Regions from separate parts of the Homo sapiens genome. Here all the other regions are linked to region 3. Evidence: read pairs that join two places in POLR2A ChIA-PET (ENCODE). Cell type or tissue: MCF 10A. All regions are shown on one strand.

The links. ChIA-PET counts read pairs that join two places held together with the same protein. Peaks named below come from ENCODE experiments on the same cell type or tissue, not always from the same donor. Only the 100,000 strongest peaks of a DNase experiment are listed, where the experiment ranks them.
Region 1: POLR2A ChIA-PET joins it to region 3 with 17 read pairs; 3 of 35 experiments call an interaction of 5 or more read pairs at or near these places.
Region 2: POLR2A ChIA-PET joins it to region 3 with 12 read pairs; 3 of 35 experiments call an interaction of 5 or more read pairs at or near these places.

What each region holds. Positions count from the first base shown.
Region 1 is chr2:173,127,170-173,135,169 of GRCh38, forward strand. All of the region lies in intron 2 of MAP3K20 (mitogen-activated protein kinase kinase kinase 20), which reads left to right. Among named protein-coding and RNA genes, the nearest start is that of MAP3K20, 55 kb to the left of the region's middle. In MCF 10A, no CTCF peak of the experiment used is centred here; a DNase peak (open chromatin) is centred at 7,742.
Region 2 is chr2:173,146,941-173,154,940 of GRCh38, forward strand. All of the region lies in intron 2 of MAP3K20 (mitogen-activated protein kinase kinase kinase 20), which reads left to right. Among named protein-coding and RNA genes, the nearest start is that of MAP3K20, 75 kb to the left of the region's middle. In MCF 10A, no CTCF peak of the experiment used is centred here; DNase peaks (open chromatin) are centred at 1,761, 2,681, 4,921 and 5,261.
Region 3 is chr2:173,044,839-173,052,838 of GRCh38, forward strand. It overlaps RAPGEF4 (Rap guanine nucleotide exchange factor 4), which reads left to right. Exons shown (of 31, transcript NM_007023.4): 30 at 3,762-3,816; 31 at 6,802-8,000. The coding sequence ends at 6,929. Among named protein-coding and RNA genes, the nearest start is that of MAP3K20, 27 kb to the right of the region's middle. In MCF 10A, no CTCF peak of the experiment used is centred here; DNase peaks (open chromatin) are centred at 4,163 and 4,633.

The DNA.
Region 1 (8,000 bases), 82 kb after region 3:
CTAAGAAAGAATGAAAAGATGGATGTGTAGATACTGACTGCAAAGTCTGCAGAAGTTGGTTCCCATTGGCCCACTCCATTTCCTCTTCATTTAAGAATTCTGTGAATATTTAAATAATGTAATTAAGGATTTACTGCTCTGCCCTTCTCTTAAGACTTACTCTGCTATTCATAATGAAGGAAAGATAGAAGAAAAATAACTTTATAAATAATTTATTCAGAAACAGAAATTTTGCTTTTTGAAGATTCTGTTAAAAAGTCGATCTTTAGAATTAGCAGTATCTTTCAAATTTAAGATCCCAGCTTACAACAAGCACGTTTTCATTTTGAAGAGTTTTTGGCAGAGAAAAAAGATATGGGAAACAACTGGTATAAGATAGGAGAAAAAGTTAAAATATATTACATTTACAGTAAATAAACCGAACCTTTCTTCTTTCTTGGAGAAGCCTTTTAAAAAATTGCCTAATTCTCAAGTGAGATGGGTGTGGGAATTGGAAATAAGGTACTAACTCCAAAAATGCATATGTTGGTTGGGAATACATCAGTAAAATTTATCCTATGTTAGGACAAAAAAAAAAAAAGTAAGACATAAAGGCTGCCCCATAATTCATGCATATCAACCAATAATAAGAATACCTGCAATCCCTTATTGAACTCTTCCCATTTGTCAGGCATTGGGCTGAGTGCCCTGTGTGCATAGGTAACACCCCAGTGGGTTAGGAATTATTGCCAGGACGCAGGTGAAGAGATGGAGAGAAGTGAACATACATGCCCAAAGTCATATAGTTAGTAAGTGATAGAATCTAGACCTTCGTACCTGCCATGCACACACACATTATTTCAACTGTCCCTCTGTCAAATGAACCATACCTATTTTTTTCTCATATCTCATACCAGTTGAAGCCTTTCCACACCGAGTACAATTTCATGTTGATGCAAAAGATTATGAAAATTCTTGAAATGATTTCAATAATTTATTTTCCTCTGACACAAGGTTCATCTCACACTCCTCCTCCTTCATGCCTTCTCCAGTATTTCCAATGATAGTTTTCTAATTGCAGTTTCCAAGAAATGACATTGATTTGAGTTTATGCATCTGTAAAAGATCCAATCACAGCAGCATATGGAAAACATTATAGTTGACTTATTTATTTATTTATTTATTTATTTATTTATTTATTTCAGATAGAGTCTCGCTCTGTTGCTCAGGCTGGAGTTCAGTGGCATGATGTCGGCTCACTGCAGCCTCTGCCTCCTGGTTTCAAGTGATTCTCGTGCCTCAGCCTCCTGAGTAGCTGGGACTACAGGCGCGCACCACCAGCCCAGCTAATTTTTGTATTTTTAGTAGAGAGGAGGTTTTGCCATGTTGGCCAGGCTGGTCTCAAACTTCTGACCTCAAGTGATCCACTCGCCTCAGGCCCCCAAAGTGCTGGGATTACAGGTTTGAGCCACTGAGTCCAGCCTAAATTGACTTTAATGAAAAGTTTCCATGCTGTTCTTTGCATTAATTCTCCTTTAGCTGTTTGGAGACTTTGCTTAATCTCATGATTTTAGTACATTGTTGAGCTGATTCTTTCCTGAAAGTGCAAAATAATCACTTCCTGTTCAAACTAGATTCCCTTTAAATTACATTAAATAAGAACCTGTTTTTCCTGTGGTAATTTTAAAATTTAAAAATTTCAACTATTTTATATGAAATATGCTCCTTCAAGGAACCAAAAACATTCTTCAGATCAATTTTAGAAATCTTTTCTTTTTTTTTTTTTTTTTTTGAGGCAGAGTTTTACTCTTGTTGCCCAGGCTAGAGTGCAATGGCGCAATCTCGGCTCACTGCAGCCTCTGCCTCCTGGGTTCAAGCGATTGTCCTGCCTCAGCCTCCCGAGTAGCTGAGATTACAGGTGCCCGCCACCATGGCCTAGCTGATTTATTTTTTTATTTTTAGTAGAGACAAGGTTTCACCATGTTGGCCAGGATGGTCTCAATCTCGTGACCTCGTGATCTGCCCTCCTCGGCTTCCCAAAGTGCTGGTGAGCCACCGCGCCCAGCCAATTTTAGAAATCTTAAACATTTAAATCAAAGTTGTAGAAATATGTAACACTATATGAATACTTACTAACAGTTTTTTGGAGTATTTACTATGCTAAGCTCTTGCATGCATTATTTCATTTCATTCTTACCACAATCCTGTGAGGTAAGCACTATCATAGCTCATCAAATCTAAGATGCCTTTGGTTTAAAATATTATGCACCACTAAGAAAAAATGCTGCCAATGGAAACTGTAAGATGCCACCAATTGTAATACAGCCCCAGTGTCAGTGATACCAAAAGAAACATGCATCTTACAATCCATGAATACAACAGCATTATCACTGTTTTACATCTGAAGAAACTGAGACATAGAGAATTCAATAATTGCCAGAGATCATGCAGCAAATAGGAGCAGAGCTGGGATCTGAGTCCTGGTCTGACTAGATAGGTCTTGTGTTTGTAACTGTTGCATTTGTGCTTTCATAAGTGCTTTCATTAAGCGATATGGAGGTATTTAGAAATGAAACTTTACCAGATGTTTTATCTATACTTGACCTATTAAAATCAAGTTGGAATTGCCTTTTCTAAAATTACGCATAATCAGAAATTATAATTGAAGCTCACTTAAGTGGAGTCAAGAACTTGGGGCCAAACATACTATTACAAAAATAGAAAAAGGACATGAAGAGACATTTCACAAAAGGGTAGAGTATTTACTGTTGATAAAGATAAAAATGAATGCAGATACTCACTATTAGTAAGGACTTGGGAAATCAATACTCTCTAAATTTGTTTAAGGAACCTCTAAAATTGAGGCAACATAAGTTGATATATTTCCAAAGTGCAGAATTGCATTATGCGTCAAAATGTGCTTACTTTTGACCTCGGCATTTCACAACTCAGAATATATCCTAAGGTTATGGTCAAACAAGTGCATCTGATGAATGTGCAGAGATGTTCACTTAAGTGTTTTTATTATCATGAAACATTTGAAACAACCTAAATTTTCAACAGTAAAAAACTGGGCAAATAAATGTTGGTATTTTCATTCAATGAAAATTAAGCTAGTATGGAAAACAATTGTCTAGACCCATATTTACTGACATGGAAAAATGTCCATTTTTTTAAATAAAGCACCTTATAGACAATATAGATTTGCTTAATGAAGAACTGCCCTGAGATAATATCCATTAATGTTTATTATTCTCAAAAATCAGAAACAAAAAGGGTAATGAGAATATGTCAGTATTTTTATGCTATCAAGGAGACAGGGATACTCATATTTTTATCCTGGACTCTGGAATTAGTTGCTTCCCTCTCTGATGTCTTCATCTGTAAAATGAGAGTTAAAAAATAGAAAGATTGAAATCTTTCCAGTTTTAGATTTTAAATGCACGTTCACTAAAGTGCAGAATTAAATATGATATGAGAATGTGTTGGATCCTGTCCAAAGTATGCTGGTTAACAGAGAACCAACATGCTAGGGTGTGATCAGTCTGGGACGGTGCTGAGCACTGAGCTGTGAAAGTGTTCTATATGGAACAGACTTTGCGATTCTGTTCTCAGGACACTGTCTAGTAGATAAAATGAGACCAGCAGTGAGACAGTGGGAATTCTTGCTGATGATTGTTTTATGCCATGTAAGTGCAAAACAACAACTTTAACTGCACCAGGATTCAGAATGTGACAAGGTTTTAGGATCTATCAAAATTCTACTGAAACATGTGGCTATGACTAAAACAAATAAGATGCTTCTAAGAACAGATTGTGACTTGTCTATCAGCCCCTTTGAAAACAATGTGCATGCTATTTATTAGGGATTGTAATTACCTCATGGAGTAATGGCATTTGCACAGTTTTTGTCTGCCTCGATAAAAACCCTTGGCTGTGTCTGCTAACTTGGTGAAAAATCGCAGCAACAGAGGCAGCCCAAGGATCTTAAATCATCCTGTGCATACTCTCATTTTGTTTTTCTGCTGTGGCTTTTACCCACTAGAGGGGATAGTGCATTGTCTCCAGGGAATTAGAGACTGTCATATATGCCTTATAGAATACAAAGGAGCTTAAGTAATATACACACATATAAAGTTACATGTACAGTAATTGACATTAGGTGCTCCATTAAACAATGAAATGCCACAGTGTACCAGTTCTTCAGGACATGTTGCCATGGATACCCAGTGTGATGGAGATAGGGAAAGAGTTGCTTAGGAATTCAACGATTTCATTTTGAGGTGGAGTGAAAAATAAACTGCCCAGAGATAGGAACCATGAAACCAGTCATATATACAAGTAGTTGTTTTTGAAATTGTCAAATGAAAACATGTTTGAAAATGAGTACCAATTAATAACAGTTATTTTATATTGTCTGTAAGCCAAAGGGCTAGGCAGGGTTCTTTATTTCAGCTAGGAAATTATGTGGTATATTAGATATTTGCAGAAGAAAGTATTTTAATCAAAGCTGAATAAAATTCAGAAAATCATGTGTAGAAATATAGAAAGATGGCAGTGGAATGGTAGGAGGCAAGTTCTCTAAGGGTCTGCTCAGGTGCACTCAGTGTTGTGAACCTCAGGTTGCCTTGGGGTTGATGACAAAGCAAAGATTTCAGAAAGGAGCAAGTTTTAAGAATAAATGTGATGTGATAGAAGCAGAGGCAAGGTTGGCAGCTAACTGGTTTGGTGTGATTTCATGGTTTGCAACCAGGACTGAGTGTCTGATTCTTTGATTTTCTAGAGACATTCCTAATTTCATCCCTAACTCTCCCCAGATAAATTCTCATCTCTTATCAAAAACAAGGTCCCTGGAATGGAAAGTCAGGGAACTCCCTGAGGAAATGAGTGTTTAGCTGTATTCTCAGTCATGTAGGTTTTGTTGATCATAGATATTTTTGAATTGATGCTTTCTTGTCCCCATCTCTCCTTCCCTTAATTCAAGTCATACTTATCACTCCTTTCAGCCTCTGGTTATTCCCCCTTTCTGATTCATCTGTCATATGGACCTCAAATTTAAAAAGAAGAAAAAACAGATCAGATCATGTCATTTCTGCACAAAAATGGAGAAACTTTTGTTGGTTCTCCATTACCTATAGAAAACTTCTAATCCTTAATATGGCATTTAGTCCCTTTACAAAAGTCACCCTCAACAAAGCTTTCGTCTTCTCCTCCGGCTGACTCCCCACCCCTTGCACCCCATGTAGGCTGTGTATCAGCTTTAAGAGAGGGAAGAATCCTCTCCGAATGAGCAGTGTGCTTTTTCGGACTCCAGCTGAAATGCATTTCTACCCCTTCCCTGCCCCTCAGGCGCTTCTTGTCATTAAAACACCCTTCCTTCAAAGCCCTAGCCCCTCCTTGCCTCCACCCAGGAGAGTTAAAGTTTTTCTCTGTTTTCCACCTCTGCCAAGCATTTGTCTTCAGTTGCTTTTTGTAAGCTTTTCCCCTCCCCTGTCAGATATGTAGTGTGGTGTTAAAGGGATGGGTTCAGTATAGTGTAGTGACTAGGAGTGCAGGCTCAGAAGTGGTTGTTGAATTTGAATCCATCTCAGCTGTACCACTTGTTAGCTTTGTGACCCAGGGCCCATTACACAACCACTAAATCTCTTTCTTCATCTGCAAAATGAAGTTAACCTTGGTAGCTTGTTAAGGGAATTAAAAGAGAACACACAAGAAGTGTTTAGCACAGTGCCTAGCACATAGTATTAAATAAATGTTAGAAATGTATCCTGAGCGTTTCTCTTTTCCACTTCCATGCCCTCAACAGTACTTTACATACAGTAGGTACTCAAAAGTATTTATTGATTTAAAAATGTGGCTCACTCCTACACAGTCCTTCAATGTTTCTCTACTTAAGTTGGTGATAGAGATATATAAAATTTAGGGAGTCATCTTTCTAAATAGTTTCCTAAATTTTACATATTTTAAAATGGGAAGTATGGTGAAGAATGTGTATTTTTATTTAATTCCAAAATTTTAGAAGATAGTTTAGTAGCAAAGCAATGTAAACATCTGAGTCCTTTACCTAAAGAAGCTTGTATCAGTGTTTTTATCCATGGTGATAAAAAGTGTATAAGATCTGAAAGCAGATTGGGTAACACGTAGAGACGATGCACAGTTTGGAAACTACAGTTTCCAAATTAACACTAAGTTCTTGGAAGAAGCTTTCTCACAATAACTGTAACTGAAAGGACCCAGTGAAATGAGAGTAGATGCCAGAGTTTGATTTAGAGAGTGAGAGTCATTCAGGGACTGTGGCATCTGTCATACATTAGAATTTTAAATACAACCATAAATTAAGAGATAGTTGAGAGCATACCTTCAGAGAGTTAAAGAGCATACCTTCAGAGAATATGAAGGTATGCTGTATAACATTATAGTATGTTTAAGTTGAACAGGAACTCACAAGACCAACCTTTCTAATTTTGGCTGTGCTTCAAAATGACGTGGTGGGCTTGTTAAAACACACATAGCCCACAACAAGGACTCTGATTCAGTAGTTCCAGGGTAGATCCGAGGCTCCTGTGTGTGTGTGCATTTTAAATTTTTTTCTTTTAAACATTCATGCGGGCGGATCACGAGGTCAGGAGATTGAGACCATCCTGGCTAACATGGTGAAACCCCATCTCTACTAAAAAAAAAAAATCCAAAAAATTAGCCGGGCATGGTGGTGGGCACCTGTAGTCCCAGCTACTTGGGAGGCTGAGGCAGAAGAATGGCGGGAACCCGGGAGGCGGAGCTTGCAGTGAGCCGAGATCACACCACTGCCCTCCAGCCTGGGTGACAGAGCGATATTCCATCTCAAAAAACAAAAAACAAAAAACAAAAACATTCATGCCTGATGTAGCAGGTCAGTGGACTGGGGTTTGAGAACCACTGATTGACCCTAACCAGAGATTCTCAGTATGGGATTATTTTCTACATCATCTGGTAATCTGCATATTTTAAATACCTCTGGTGGTAGGAATCTTATATTAAGACACCCTCCTTGTTTTCAATAGCTATCTTTTTTTTTTTTTTTGAGACAGAATCTCGCTCTGTCCTCCAGACTGGAGTGCCGTGGCGTGATTTTGGCTTACTGGCTTACTGCAACCTCCAACTCCCAGGTTCAAGCAGTTCTCCAGCTCACCCTCTCTAGTAGCTAGAACCACAGGCGCATGCCACCACTCCTGGCTAAATTGTGTGTGTGTGTGTGTGTCTCTATACATATATATATATATATATATATATATATATATATATTTTTTTTTTTTTTTTTTTGCAGAGACGGGGTTTCGCCATGTTGGCCAGGCTGATCTTAAACTCCTGACCTCAAGTAATCCGCCCGTTTTGTCCTCCTCCCAAAGTGCTGGGATTACAGGCGTGAGCCACTGCCCCCAGCCCATTACTGCTGACTTAGTTGGTCTTAGTTAGAGGTTGCTTTACTTTAACGCTGCCCATTGGTTTTAGTACTGTCCTCTGGAGCTACATACATTGGAACTGATACTTCCTCCATGTGGCAGCCTTCAGATATTTCCAGGCAGCTATGATGCTCTTTTTACTTTTATTTTATTTAGGCTACAGAGCCCTTTCCATCCTTATTATGCTTAATATATGCCAGAACTGTGCTGGAAGTTGGAGACCCACAGGGATCTTACAGTCAAACTGGGAGAAAGAAACTTGTGAATATCTTCAGAACAGAGGAAGTGGTTTAAAGTGTGGATTCGGGCGTCAGACCCATGTTGAAATCCCTAGCTCAGCCACGTGACTAGCTTAGTCCTCAGGCAAGTTCTTTAACATATTTGTGCCTTAGTCTCCTCATTTCTAAAGTGAGGATAACAGGACCTGCCTCAGGACAATGCTTGGCATATAGTAAGTGTTCGATACATTTTGGCTACAAAATATACTAGGGGTTATAATTCTGATAGAAGCAAAGAGGATGTATTACTAATTGGATGGCAAAGTTTATCTGGTCCTGAAATAAAAATATTGAAAAAAAGTTT
Region 2 (8,000 bases), 100 kb after region 3:
TTTCCCTAATGAATAATGACGGTCAGCATCTTTCCTTATACTTAGTGGCCATTTGTAGATATCTTCTTTGGATACTTATTTGAATTCTTGGCCTATTTTTAATTCAATTATTTATCTTTTTGTTATTGAGTTGTAAGAATTTGTATATATTCCACATACTAGTCCCTTATCAGGTGTGTGATTTATGAATATTTATTGCCCTATTCTGTGGGTTGTCTTTTCACTTTCTTGATAATATCTATTGAAGTACTAACGTTCTTCATTTTGGGGGCATTCAGTTTAACTTTCGTTGCTTGTGCTTTTGTTGTCATATCTAAGAGGGCTTTGCCTAAGGTCATGAAGATTTACTTCTAAATTTCTTTTAAGAGTTTTATAGTTTTAGCTCATACATTCATGTGTGTGATTCATTTTTTGTCTGTTTTGAGGAAGGGATCTAACTTTATTTTTTTGTATGTAGATAATAACTTCTTACATCTTATTAGCCAGGATATGTCATATGGCCACATTTAGCTTCAAGTGGGGTTGGGAAATGAAATTTTGGGGGTGCATATTGCTATTCTAAACAAAATAGAATGCAACCAGCAGCATCTGCCACAGTGTATACTGTTTTTAATTTTGACTCAAAATAGTATACCAACAAACTCCAGCCTTTTTTTTCTTTTTTTGAGACGGAGTCTCACTCTGTTGCCAGGCTGGAGTGCAGTGGCACGATCTCGGCTCACTGCAACCTCCGCCTCCCGGGTTCAAGTGATTCTCCTGCCTCGGCCTCCTGAGTAGCTGGGACTACAGGCGCCTGCCACCACGCCCGGCTAATTTTTGTATTTTTAGTAGAGACAGGGTTTCACCATGTTGGCCAGGATGGTCTTGATTTCTTGATCTCGTGATCCACCCACCTCAGCCTCCCAAAGTGCTGGGATTACAGGCATGAGCCACCGTGCCCGGCCACTCCAGCCTTTTTAAAATATGAATTTGGCCAAGAAGCATTGTCTGTAACTGGCCCCAAAAAGGATTTTTAAAAAAGTTGTCTGATTTTGTTTGTTAATATGCTTATATCCTGACCTCTCTGAAAATCTGACTTTGACCGAGAAGCATTATCCATAAGTGGCCTCACAGAAAGACTCAAAAATAAATTTTCTGGATTTTTGTTAGTATGGTTTTTCTGAAGTTAATCCTACAAGATGGAAGGAATACACTGTTTCTTATGCCTCTACCCAACTCTCTGCCCCTTTATCCTCCCCTGTCCCCCCTCACACCAGTTCTCGTCTGTCTTTGTTGGCTAACATTACATAATTTTAATGGGTTTAACAAACATACCCTTAAGTGGACATGTTTTTGGCCTCTGTACTGAAATCTCTTAGTATTCTCCCTTGCTCTTGGGTTAGAAAACCTTCTTGTTACCACTTTCTGGTAAAATTTTATGCTATGAGAGGTAGGCTGTTTCATGGCTTTCAGTCTAGGTTAAGTGCCAGAACATGTTCTTTATTTTACTATTCGAAAGGGACTTGGAATTTATTCCACTATCTCCTGATATCCTTAGGATGAGTGGTGTGAGTAGAATGGGTCCTGGTCATGCTTTATAGAATTGGCCCTTGAGCAGACCTTCATAAACACCTTGCTAAATCTAGGACAGCAGGAAAGACAAGAAAGGGGCAGAGTTAACCAGCTGGTCCACTGAGGGATAAAGAAAAGCATCCCTTCCCTGCCTCCTTCCACCCCAGGTCGCTCCAACCTCCTGACGATGCCTGGAAGCGGTGTGCAGATTGTTTAACAGGAAATGTGTGGGTATTTGTTATTTTGCTGATCTCTATGGAATGTCCCTTACTGAATTTCATGGTTTGCCAAATTTGGCAGAGTTCTTCACTTCTTTGACTGTATAGCTCTGAGGTGTGAGATTGATGTTCGATGATGAAGGGAAACCTAAGTGGGTCCTGAGGTTCCATTAATACCTCTGCCTTCACTCTGCCTCTTCTTCTGTTTCCTGCTCTCCCAGATTGAGCCAGGTGTTTACAAAAATCTGGTCAAGGGCTGATTCTATAAAGCTGACTTCCTACACTGAAAATAAAATCTGTGGTCATAGAAGGAATTTTGAACCCCAGACATCTGTTGTAGACGTATAGAATTGATCACAATGTAGGATAGGTAGAAATATTTATAATGATAGTGCTGAAATCAATATTTGGAGCTTAATATGTGACAGGCAGTTTTCCTGGTGCTTTACATGGATGTACTCATTTAATGCATAAGAATAGTAAAGTGTATTCTCATGGTACTTTTCACTGTACAAAGTGTTCTTGTATTTATTTGATTCTTATAAAAACCCTGTGAATATGAGACCAGAGTAGACTAAAGAGACATGACAACTAAATGCAGTGTGGCACCTTGGGTTGGATCCTGAAATGCAGAGAGGACATTAGTGGAGAAAATGGTGAAATCCAAAGTCTGGAGCTTAGTTAATAGTAATGTACTATATATAGTAACATAAGATGTTAACAATGGGTGAGGGGTATATGGGAACACTCCTATATTTTTCTCTGAATCTAAAATTACTCCAAAATAAAAAAGTTTATTTTTTTTTAAAAAAAACCCTTATGATCTAGTCAATGCAAGTCTCATTATCCTCATTCCCCAGATTTGTACTGTTTGGAAAGGCTGAGAACCTTGCTCAATAGCACAGGGGGGAGGTGGTAAAAGACCAGGACCTAAACTGGAGTCCTTGCATTCTTACCTGAGTGCTGAGTACTGAGGAGTACTGCCTTAGGAAGAATGCACTGCTTTCTGCCTACGTCATCTCCGCGCATCCTCCCCACAGCCTTTCGAGGGTTGAGAGGTGATACTTTCATTTTACAGTTAAGAGATCATTGCCATTCATTCTCACTACTGGACAAATAACTCAAAAATATGTTTCCTGTTGACTTCAAGTGACTATTGACTTCCATATTTGAATGGAGAATACAGTACATATTTTGGGGCCCATTTGATTAAACCAGTCCAACTGTTGAAATCTCATTTAGGGAGTGTATAGAGATGATATGATGAATGATGGCTAATGCCCAAAGGCAGTAGTTTTGAAAAAGAATAGTAGTGTAGTGGTGTCTTCTGTGATCTCTGACACAGAAATCTGTGAATGGACAGAAAATAGAAACACAAGAATTGCCCCCATCAAATTCAGATTTGTTCTGCAAATGTGGTGATTGTGAGTCTAAAGATGGTACGCCAGATTCCATATCCTGTAAGTGGAAAAGAGAAGTGATGTTCAATTTCTGTCAACATGGCAATTTATTTTTTAAAATAGCAGGGTGACTTAAGAGATTTATTTGGAAGCTTGCAGAACAAGGCTTACTAACAGCTTGTGGTCATCTCAGTATATCTTGGTCTTTGGATTTAGATTCTTTTGCCAGTTGTGGCCTGACCTGACTATGCAGGATGACATGTGTTCTAACACTTTTCCAACGCTCTATTCTCTAGATTCTCTTTGATTTGTGGTCAGTGTCCTACACAGGGTTGTTTCAGCCTCTTCTCTCATAAAAGAGAGAGTGCTATTGCTGTCAGTCTGTGGATCTGTTTTCCAGCAATTGATTGTTCAGGCTGATGTTCTGTGTATCCGAGTTCAGTTCTGCATATCCTTAAAAAAATTTTTTTTCTTTGAGACAAAGTCTTGTCCTGTCACCCAGGCTGGAGTGCAATGGGTGATCTCGGCTCACTGCAACCTCTGCCTCCCGGGTTCGAGCAATTCTCCTGCTTCAGCCTCCTGGGTAGCTGGGATTACAGGCACACACCACCATACCTGGCTAATTTTCATATCTTTAGCAGAGACGGGGTTTCACCGTGTTGGTCAGGCTGGTCTTGAACTCGACCTTGTGATCCGCCCGCCTTGACCTCCCAAAGTGCTGAGATTACAGGCGTGAGCCACCACACCCGGCCAAAAAAAATTGTTTTAATGTAGGTACAATTTCTAGCAGCTAACATTTATTGAGGAAAACCATGCGCCTAGCATGTACTTTACATGGGAGTTTGGTCCTTGTAACTGTGTTAAGTGGATACTGGTTTTATTTTACATATAAAGAACACACTTAATTGAGAGACCTGGAAGACCACACAGCTCATACATGATAGAGCTGAAATTTAGCTCCAGGGTTTTCAGACTCCAAGGCAACTAGGCTACAGTTTAGCTTGCCACAGAACCACTCACTTGTTATTAGACAATAACAAGTGTTGGCAAGGGTGTAGAGAAGTTAGAACCCACAAACCCTTCTGAGGGGAATGTAAAATGAAACAGCTGTTGTGGAAAACCCTCTGACAGTTACTCAGAGAATCCTGGCTACATATTAGACTCACCTTGGAAGCTGGGAAGCTTCTAAGAAGCACCCATGCCTGAGCCCCACCCTATACCAGTTAAATTAGATTTAAGTCAGAATGTTAGACTTGAAGAGACTAGATCATTCCATCTGTCCCTTTTACTTCCACATTTTGACATTTTATCAATAGATAAGCTGACGCCCCAAGTCACACAGTCATTCAGTATCAGAAGCCAGCCTAGAATGCAGGTGTCTTGATTGTGATCTTAAAGTTGCTTCCATACTCAGATCAACTACTACTAAATATGTTAGAACATTTACTGTATACAAAGGCCTAGGCATATGTCTAGTAATAGGTGTTTATTTATATGTAACATTATCGAAATGTGCAGGCATGTACATCTATGTGATTTTGAGAATTTATATTCCTATGTCATGATTGAATTCATAGGCTTTGCAGCCAGATTGCCTCGTTTGAATTTTGGCTTCACTGCTTCTCAGCTATATAACCAAGTTACTTAACCTCTCTGTTCCTTACTTTCTTAGTGACACACTGGAATAACAGTATTTCTGCTATGGACTAAATGAGTTAATGTATGTAAAGTGATGAGCCAGTGTTGAGACACAGGAAATGCTCCATAGGTGTCAGCTATTGTAATGTATGAGTCAGATTGTACTCAGCTTACAACTTCTGAAACTCCACAGTTATTACATTCATTCATTGCAAAAGAATTATAATAAACTATGTGGTCTGCCTCATCTGTCTCAAATTTTATATACCTTTCTATAGGCTCTTAACAGGGTCTATACTCTCATGCTTCATAGCCCATGATTTTTTATCTCCTGGAAAACATGTTGATGTTCTAATTTATTTTCTTCATCTCTGGGCTCACTGTTGGACCACTACATCTCAGCTCAGTTCAGCAATGACCTTCTGTGTATTTTGTTAATAAATGTCTCAGGCTGCCAGAATGTTGCTCTGATGTAGATTGGTATATTGCATCAGTCATCACCAGGTTTATATTTGTTTACATGCAGAACGATTCTTGTCTCTTGAAGGTCATATTTAGCTGATAAGCAGTATTCAGAAAATCTCGGATTATTTTGTCTGGGACTTTTAGTGATGATTATAGGCTGTTACATGGGAAGAGTTCTACCTGGAGAACTCAGAATACAGATTGAAGCCTGTTGTCTCTGATCTCCCCTAGGTTCTAAGCTTTGTTGCATGAAATGTATTTGTTACACAAACACTGCTTCAGTCAACAGGCATGGAAGAATGGACCAGTTACAGTGTTGTTAATTACCACTTATCGAATGCTCTTAAAGGAGCCCTTTTAAAAAAACCTTTCTGCTCAAAGATAGTAAGGTGTTAAGTAGAGTGACAGTCAGATTAAGGACACCCCGCTGAATCTTCAAGCAAAGAGAAAAACTAGAATTTGGGGTGAGACGGTATTTAGAAATAAGGAGATAAAAATCTGAGCTGAAATAGATACAGCAAGCAAGATCAAGACTTGCACCACAAGTTACGTAGGTCAACTCTAGTAATTTGACATAGTAGAAGTAGAATAGGCTATTTTGAAAAATAGTTTCCTACTTTAGGAGATTTGAGGCTCCCAAGAATATAGTGAAGGCACACTCTAGGGAATGCTGGTAGCTGCCCAAACAGGTCCCTGTTGAAGTGGCTTCTGATTTATGCATTTGGAAATTTAATCTTAAGAGTTCAGAGTTGAATGGACTCTCAGGGATGCTAAATCACATATAATTTGATTGAGACTAAATAATTAAACCATATTGCTAATCTCTAAGTTTTCTATTTTTAGATAAGGTGTATGGGAAACAAACTTATAAAAGATTGCTTTATGAATGTGAATTCAGAGCAAGAGCAGTTAGTAATAGGATTTGAATATGTTCTGATACCACATTCAGCTGATAATCGATTTACCTACCCTTCAACAGGAGGCCCACCTTACTGGAGAAGTTGTTACGCCTCCCATTTTCACCCCTCCCCTGTTAGGGCTTATCATCTCTTTAACTTTTCTCTAAGTCTTTGTAACTGACTGTCCGTGACTACCTCTGAATACTCACACAATTTTATTAAATATGTTAAAACTTTCTATCAAGTTATTCTCCATCCTCATGGCCTGAAAGGGTCTTTCACTTTAGGATGACTTGACATGTCTCTGCTGACACCCATTTAGTAGGTTGATCATTTCCAAATTTCCAACAATGCATCACTGTTTCCCTGGTGTTCATCTGTCACTGGAAGTGTTCAGTCAGTAGGATGCCTGTTTCTTAGAATATTACTAAGAGGGTTACTTCATTAGACAACTGGAGCAGATGACCTTTAAGTTCTAACTTATGGGAAAGTAGTGATTCTTTTACCTCTGTAGGCCTTGCTGATCCTGGAAGATTTCTTTGAAGTAAACCTAAGAATTAGTCATTTCACGGTATCTGCAGAAGATTTGTCCTAGGATTTCCTAGATACCAAAATCTGTGGATGCCTAAGTCCTTTGTATAAAATGATGTAGTATTTGCACAGAACCTACATGTATCCTCCTGTATAAATCATCTCTAATTACTCATACTACATATTACAATGTAAATGCTCTGTAAGTAATTCTTATCACATATTTTTACTTGTATTATTTTTTATTGTTGTATTGTTATTTTTAAATTTTTTCCAATATTTTAGGTCTGTAGTCGGTTGAATCCACGGATATGGAGCCCGCAGATACAGAGAGTCGACTGTTTGTTTTCTTGCTTTTTAGGAGTCACTCCCACCGAAATTTGACATAAATATCAGCTTGGCATATGTTAGCAGTCACACTGCTGTGTGTTAGCAATTCCATTACCTGCCTGTTACCCTATCACTACACCACATTCTAGCCAAACTAAAGTGCTGCCGTTTCTCAGGCATGCACCCCGTCCCAGCTATGAACCCAAATGGAATCCATTCTCTTTTTTTTGAGATGGGATCTTTTTCTGTTGCCCAGGCTGAAGTGCAGTGGCATGATCTCGGCTCACTGCAACCTCTGCCTCCCAGGTTCAAGCAATTCTCTTGCCTCAGCCTCCCGAGTAGTTTGGACTATAGGCGTGTGCCACCATACCTGGCTAATTTTTGTATTTTTAGTAGAGATGGGGTTTCACTCTGTTGGCCAGGCTGGTCTTGAACTCCTGACCTCAGGTGATCCACCTGCCTCAGCCTCCCAAAGTGCTGGTATTATAGGCATGAGCCACCGTGCCCAGCCTAATCCATTCTTCATGGTCTAGTTGACACTGTCCATTACCTCCCAACTTCCCTAATTTTAATACAGATCCTTCACGTGTTTTGTACTTCTGATGGTTGTTATGTGGCATCTTGTTAATAGGTACTTTTATTTTTCCCATAATAGTGGGTAAGCCCTTGATAGCAGGAGTTTATTTCTTTTTATTTGACTTCCAGCACTCTGATGCACTCTGCCATCCTTGTTTTAATTCGTATCAATATATAAAATAATGTAGATACTAAGGACAATATCAGAATGTTAAGGAGAGGCATGGTTACATTTAATGTTAAAACTCAGACTATAACCTATATAGGATACTTGAAAGAAAAGATCAGAATTCCAAGTTACTTAGGGAAACTTTAGCATTACTATAGAAATCCAACCAAATATAATGGGATTAGGGTGCCAATAGAAAGTGAGGAAATGGAACGTGGTGTAA
Region 3 (8,000 bases):
AATGTGTCATAAACCTCAGGCTGGCTACTGGGGAAAAAAAGATGAGAATCTGTGCTTTGGAGTAATCAGACACTCCCCCACTCCGGCCTGGCGTTATAGAAAGTTGCCTGGCCAGCTCCAGGCAGGCCAACCTGCTCTGGCAGGACCATGAAGCGTAGGGTGTAATTTTTGGTTTCACCCCTGCTGCAGCAGTTGGATAATGAACCCTATATCTCTTTAACCTTTGTTTCTGCCAGGCTAGACTGCGAGCACCAATGAATAAACAGCTGTCTACCGTCAAAAATAACATAGGCTGAAGTTTGTGGAAAGATAGACTCTAACTAGATGGTTTTAGTTTTTAAAATCCTCCACTCTGGTCCAAGAAATCAACTGTACGTGCACAGAGCAGAAAGCTGCATCCACAGCAGCTCAGCAAAGGAGGCTGAGAGGTTTAATTCATGAATACTTCAACAGATGTCAGTGGCATGACTTCTTTTTAACTGTAGGCCCAGTATAGCATCATCTAGATCAAGGAAAGAAGAAAGATCATAATTTCTCTGCACTTTACAATTTGTTTAGTCTAGGGCACCATACTAGAGACGGTTTGGAAGAGAACCAAAACTGTCTTATGAAGAATTGTTGAAGAAATTGAGAATATTTAGGCTGAACAAGAAAAGATCTGGGGGTGTGAAGATATCCATAACAGTTATATCCAAGTATTTGAAGACTTGTCCTGTTAAAAAGAAATTAAACATGTTTGCTGTTGGGTCATTGCCGTGGCATTTGTAAACTGTCATGGTGCCCGTGGGAGTCTTATGCAAATGCATTATGAGCTCCAAGGATAAATGAGCGAAAAGTAAAAGGAGAAAGACTTTAACTCAAAATGATAAGTTTTAATAATCAGAGATGTCTAACAATGAAACAGGCTATTTTTGGAGGTAATGAGTTACTCATTGCTGGATGCATTCAAACAGTGGGAGAGCCACTGTTTATAGGCAGGCTGTAGAAAAAGCATTATGCACTCTGGAGATGGTTCAAGGAGGTGACTCCTGAAGTCTCTTTCAGCAACTCAGGAGAGTGCCTTGTAGTTGGGTGTAGTTGTCAGTAACTGCTTAATATTACATGTGTTAATGGGTGCAAAAGGAGGTGAAGTTAAAATATTAAGTTAACCCTTCTTTGGCCTTGTGAAAGCATTTGTAACTATGCATTGACCGGGAATGCTAGTTAGATTCACACATCATCACTGTGGGTTCACACCATTAAACATTATTGTCCGGACCTCACAAAGGAAAAGAATGGACCTCGCTGTGAAGCCAGATTTGGATTTCGAAGTTAAACTGAAGTTATCTTTGAGAACAATTAAAAAGGATACGTCAAAATTAAAACCATTGTTAAAATTAATCAAAGATTTAGAAAGGTAGAATGAACTTCAGGGCTGGAAATTACTGATTTAAACAATTGTTCTCACATTTTAAACTACATGAGCTAAAAATTATGAAGTCTCAGAGTATAGCTTTAAAGAGTAGCATAAAACCAAAGTCAGAATGAAATGTTTTAGCTTTCAAAACTAAAAAGCAGAACAATTACTCCCTACAAAATGGTATAGGAAGAGGTTTCTGACCCCTGCTAATTGTTTTATTATTCTTCAGAGGGGCATACTGGCAGCATTTCCCAGGGTTTTCGGTAATTACACTCCATTCAATATCTGAAGAATTACAATAATTCTACATGGAATATACTTGTGCCCTTCAGATGCAAAGCCTTTAGAGAAGTGAAAAAACAACTTAAAAGTAAATTAGCAGGGAAGTTATCATAGTTACTATTTATTTCACGGCTCCATATATCAAGGGCTAATTATACATTGTACGTTACATTTTCTGGGAGGGATTTGTGATATGTTTCTCATGCTGATCAACAGATGGATGTGTCAGTTTTCACGATCTTTGATGAAGTGAAGTTCTAACTTTTCCAATTGCCTCTTTGTGTGCGAAATTATCCAATGCAGGTACATGTCACTTCAGGCTTGCTAGAGTCCTCAAAGCAGTAGTATTCAGTGAGGTATTATGATGCTTGCAGATAATATATTTGTAAGGCCTTGACTCATCTATGATTTTTTTTTACACTATGTAAGCTTTCTCAAAGTCATTTTCTTATACTTTGGCAAGCCAAGGGTCCGTGAGAGAAGAAAGGGTTGACTAGAATTACATAGCTGCTCAGAGATCGGGGAGTCTCTTTCCCTGGGTGGAGCCTTATCAATTTTCTGCTAGTGTTGTAATTAATCTATTATCTCCACAGGACCCCCTTTAGAGCCTGAGCAGTAAAGTGTCCTGAAACATACATAGTGACCAGGAGTGCCAGCTATTGTTCAAATACCGTGACATTCTGGCTAAGAAATGGAGCGTAGGTCTCATCAGTGTTTTTCCCCAGGGGATAGGAGTCTCTGTTTCTGTCCATTTTCTTTTCTCTTTTCTTTTGTTTTTAATTGAGCTCAGCACAAAAGATTCCCTTTTAAGTCTTTATTGCAACCAAAACTTTACAAAGAAGTTAAGATGATCACTTAGTGACCAAATTTTAAAAGGTCAAATCAATTATAATCTGTCCATTTGGTTGAATACATGCTTTTTAAAAAATGTTTTAAAATGCAAATGGCATGGAAAATAGTCACAATGCAATGTGAAAAATTTCAAATCAAAATAAAATATGTATGTACTATATGAATTCAAATCTTTTAAAAACATGTTTTTATATATTTTTAAATATAAGAAGGCTATATGCCGAAATATTAACAAGATTACTCTGTGAAGTAATATTCTAAGTGATTTTTACTTTGCTCTTAACATTTTCTGTATTTTCTGAATTTCTTTTTTTTTTTTTCTTGAGACGGAGTCTCACTCTGTCGCCCAGGCTGGAGTGCAGTGGCGCGATCTCGGCTCACTGCAAGCTCCACCTCCCAGGTTCACGCCATTCTCCTGCCTCAGCCTCCCAAGTAGCTGGGACTACAGGCGCCTGCCACCACGCCCGGCTAATTTTTTGTATTTTTAGTAGAGAGGGGGTTTCACCGTGTTAGCCAGGATGGTCTCGATCTCCTGACCTCGTGATCCACCCGCCTCGGCCTCCCAAAGTGCTGGGATTACAGGCGTGAGCCACTGCACCTGGCCTGTTTTCTGAATTTCTAAGATGTGTATATGTTAGTGTTATAATCAGAAAGGAGGAAGAAGGGAGGGAAGGAGGGAATCAAATCATCAGGATTAACATTAAAATGCAAACTTTTGCTGGAAGATTAGAGAGGTCAGTAATACAGAGTGTGTAGCAAAAATGTGAAGGTAGAATATTTTGACTTGCTGTTCAGCCAATAAAATCTCATACCTCATTAGTGAGTCTTATTTACTGTGAGGAACTTGATAAGCTAACCCTTCTCCACATCTAGGATAGTTACAGATTCTCTTACAAATTCATGGCAACCTCAAGAAAGGATGGTGAAAAAGCACTAATGTACAGTCTCAGGCATGATAGATGTTTTTTACATCATGGGGAATATGCCAACAATTATGAGAGTTATGCCATTAATATTCCTTACCTGAAAATGCCTTGTATGTATGTGGGTACCCCTTTGAAATAATTAAACAAGTTATACATCAGCTAGTTGCCTTCAGATAGTCAACATCTCAGAACATGTCACTTCTCATGGTACCAAGTATTGCAGAAATGGTTTGTTTTCCTTTTTGGATTGTACTCTACGCTTACTTGAATTTCTATCTTTCTTTTTTCTATATTCCTTTTAGCGCATGATTGCAAATACGGCCAGAACAGTGAGATACTACAGGAGCCAACCCTTCAGTAAGTTAAGTGCTGCCACCTCTTACAATGTAGATGTTGGTGATTAAGGTCTTCTTAATGAGGCCATTGAGACACCCTTGGAGCCTGGGAAATATCTGACTGTGTCAGAGACACTTTGGACCATGAATTCCATGAGATAGGGGCCTTGAGTTTAAAGATTTTTTTTGCTGTTTTAAACTAGAACATATTTACATTGTTGTGAAACTAGAAAATCACCATAGGAATATTATTTTGTGAATGAATTTAAAGAGATTTAATTTGCTCTATCCAGTGCAGCTGGAGACAACTAAAGTACGACTGCCAACAAATCCTGCCTCAAACCAACTCTCTTTATGACTCATTGCTCCATGTTGAGAAACTCACATCAGCCCTTGATGACTCAGTTCAGTCAATTATAAACCAGGAAAGATAATATTTATTGTCTTTCAGGGTGTTGCAAGAATGCATTAATGTTTATAGCACATTCGTAAAAGGTCCAAAAACAGGATTTCATATTATATTTCTAGTATTCCCACATGAATTTGAGGTGCTCTTTTAAAATCTGAACATCTATCACAAGAACTGGTATAATACTTTAATATAAAAAAATTACTAATAATAAATAACAATTTTAGTCTGTTGGGAGTTAAGTTGCATCATAGCACCAGATGGTCATACTAGACCAGTGCTACTGTTTCTTCTGGGCTGGGACTTTGGTGGTGGGGGTGGAGCTTTGGCTCCCTCAATCTGGTCTGGAAATGAGAAGGTGAACACTAAAGGTTTTTGCTAAGCTCATTGTATGACTCACTTGAAGAAATTTATCTCATTAACTCAATATGATACTATGACATAGACATGAATCTGAGGCTACCAGTACCGTCTCCTCCAATAAACCGAGTGCTAAGAGACTATGATGTTCTTGTTTTATTAGTCAGAGTTGTTTGTTCTTCCTAGAGCAGGACTGGCTCATGGCCAGATTTGCTAACATGGGACACCAGAACTACTAAATGTTCATTTTTTAATGAATAGGGAGGAAAAATATAAGAAAAATGACATTGATTTGGGGAGCAACTGATTCAAATGACTGTGCCTTCTCTGACTTCCAAAATGTGAATAGTCTTGCAATATCATCAACTATTCTTATGTGGATTCAGCCAGAATTAAAGTGTCTCATGTGTTTTCATCTATTAATTTACGTTGTGTTTAAAGATGTGATCATAAAGCAGTTGTACAAGTGGAAACAAGAATAGATAAGTGACACCAGTTACAACCGGAGTTTATAATCCCAAATCCAGCAGCGGGGATAAAAGGGGACCCTGAAATTATATGCCAAATCGTGTGTGCCTGAGGGGGTTTATAGCCTTAAGAAGGTTTTCAGTGAGGCTCAAGAACCATAAAATAATATGCTTTGTTTTATGAGCTTCTTTGGAAGTAAATCTTGCATTCTTCTATGTCACCTCCTAGAGAAGCCAAGGGGAAAATGTATTTAAAAAGAAAAAACTCCACTGCATTTGTTGAAGTTATCAGTAACTGCTGGTAAACAACAGCTGCTCAGCTCTGAAGTCAACAATCTATAGATAAAGCTATAGGAATAGATTCACAAACACTGTGGGAATGTGTACAATGTAATTACAGTATATTGTACGTGTAGAGTACACTGCCAGTGAGAAGCAGAGGAAATTAAACACAATGTGCTCTGCAGTTCGCTGTGGTATTATTTCTATGTGATAATTATACTGATGAGTTTCTTCTCACAGGGGGCAGGGGCATGTATGTCTTCTCTCTGCTTTTCTGCCTTCAGACCTGCAACACTCCCCTTCACCCCTTGTGCAGATGGCATTCTAATTGTCTTTGGGAGTGCTGTGTGGATCTAGCAGGAGCAACCAGACTGCAGAAGGCAGTGTACTGTGGTGGAAACCCCGGTCAGGAGCCAGGGTCTGGCTCTGCCACTCCGGGTGTCCCCTTAGACCAGAGGCCCTACCCAGTGATGCTTGAAATGGAGGTGGCCCACAGAGGTGTTGGGTCTAAAGAGAGCATTTTTTTCCCTTTTATTTTGAAATAATGTCACCATTTTAAAATTGGGAGAATTCACGAAGAAGAAATCCAGATTTCCCATTTCTTAACAAAAAAAAAAAAAAAAAAGGAAGATCTGGCAACTCTAGGCACAGATTCCCCGTGGCAGCAACATGCAGAAGCCAGGTCATCACTTCCAGAGGGACCTGTGTTTCCAGTTCACCACCTTCTGGTCTGGCTTTCCTTATTCATGTATGTTCCCTGCGAGGGCTGAGTGCATTGGCTCATCATTCAGCCCTGATCTTCATTAAATTGGTTAACCTCAGTTGCTCACATGCTTGGGATGTGCATCAGAATAGAATGGTAGCTGAGTTTTCAGAGCAGATAGCATTAAAGAATCAAACGTCTAGCAGAAGTCATAACTTCAGCCTGTGAGTTGGGTTTTTTCTGAATATGGACAGTCTCTAAGAACATACAGTCGGTATAGTAATGCTGTATACTGTGTGCAAGTAAAGAGGGGAGTCAGGACTCTGTAGTCTCACTGGCTTGCTTCAGTTTGGCCCAGATGTTAAGCGCTTTTGTGAGGGGCTAATAAAAACTGTCTTTTGACATTAGTCTTCATCTGGATCAAAGGAGGCAGAGACACAGAGTGTGAGACACAGAGACCTCTGGAAAGGGAAACAATTTTAATCTATACCCAGGGGCTATCAGACACATGCTTCCCTTTTAATTTGGTGCCATTTTTTTTTTACAACGTGCAATTCAAAGGAGAATGATCAAAAGAGGTGATTCCAGGGAAGAAAAGAAAATTGGAGGGTAGGAAGGAGGAGATGGAACAACCAAGTGGAAACGTTTCAATGATTGTGGTGTGTTGAAAGGTCTTGAGGGAACCCAGGAACCTATGATAAATGTAATAAATAATTGGAGAAGTAAGATTGTATCTTATATACATATATTACACAATGCCAATTCTGCCCTTTCCTCTTTCAACAGATCCTGATGCAGCTCAAGCTAATAAGAACCATCAGGATGTCCGGAGTTATGTACGGCAATTAAATGTGATTGACAACCAGAGAACTTTATCACAGATGTCACACAGATTAGAGCCTCGTCGACCATAGACATTTCAAATGCCCAAAGCAACAGTTTGTCTCCAGTCCACAATCTTTCAAAAATGCCATTTATGCTACTACTGACTGTATTGCCACTAGAGAATTCTACAAAACAAGCAAAAACACATCCTGAGACACCTCAGGGCTGCATTCAGCTTACCAGCTACCTAGCAAGAGAAGGAATTATTTGACATGCCTAAAGCTTACACACTCTAGCTTAGGAATCCCCAGTTTGTGGCTACCCTGTTTCATTTCCACTTGTGCCATCTTCTTTGCTGAAGTGTTGAATAAGGCCCACGTGAAGAGTTTGGTAGAAATAGCCTTGTCAAGAGAACTAGCAAGCCCCTGACATTTTTTTCTAAGAGTGTTTATGGGATGAGATGTGCTACAAATGGGATAGATTTGGATAAAATTTTAACTCAACATCTTGATTTGGAGCCTGGGGTTTCGGGAAGGTGTTGAGGAATCTATAGAAGTCCAAATTATAGGTTGTATTCTTCCATCTTCATTGTCTTACCTCTGAAGGAATAGAACCTGACCACATTATTATGAAACATTATGGCTGTTTATGTAATTTAGGGAGGACTGGTCTGTAATTTCTGAATGTATATAGAATAATATTTATGTTTACAATGTAACTTTTCAAAATTTACAAATCAGGATTATATACATAAGAATTCCACTAAGAAATGCCAAGATTCTTAAATTTGCCAGCGTTAAAGTAGAAAATAACATTTCAGAAGAGCACAATATGCATAAAACATTTTTCAAAATTGAAATATTTTCCTGGGCATTAAAAACCTTTACTATTGGCTACAAATTTATTGTACCTGATGAAAACATATTTTCTGGACTTAAATGTTATTACAAATATCTTAATTTTCAGTAATTGTTTTGCACTTTCAAAGATTGTAAATAGTTCATTCAATCAATGGTATGGAGTTATTTATTTGCTACATAATAGATACTGTGCCAAATAATTACTTTTTATTTATTTTATTTAGTACGTAATTTTGAAGTACATTTTTTCCTGTTTTCACAATTAGACTACATTTAATGTGTAGGAATTGTATGTATGTA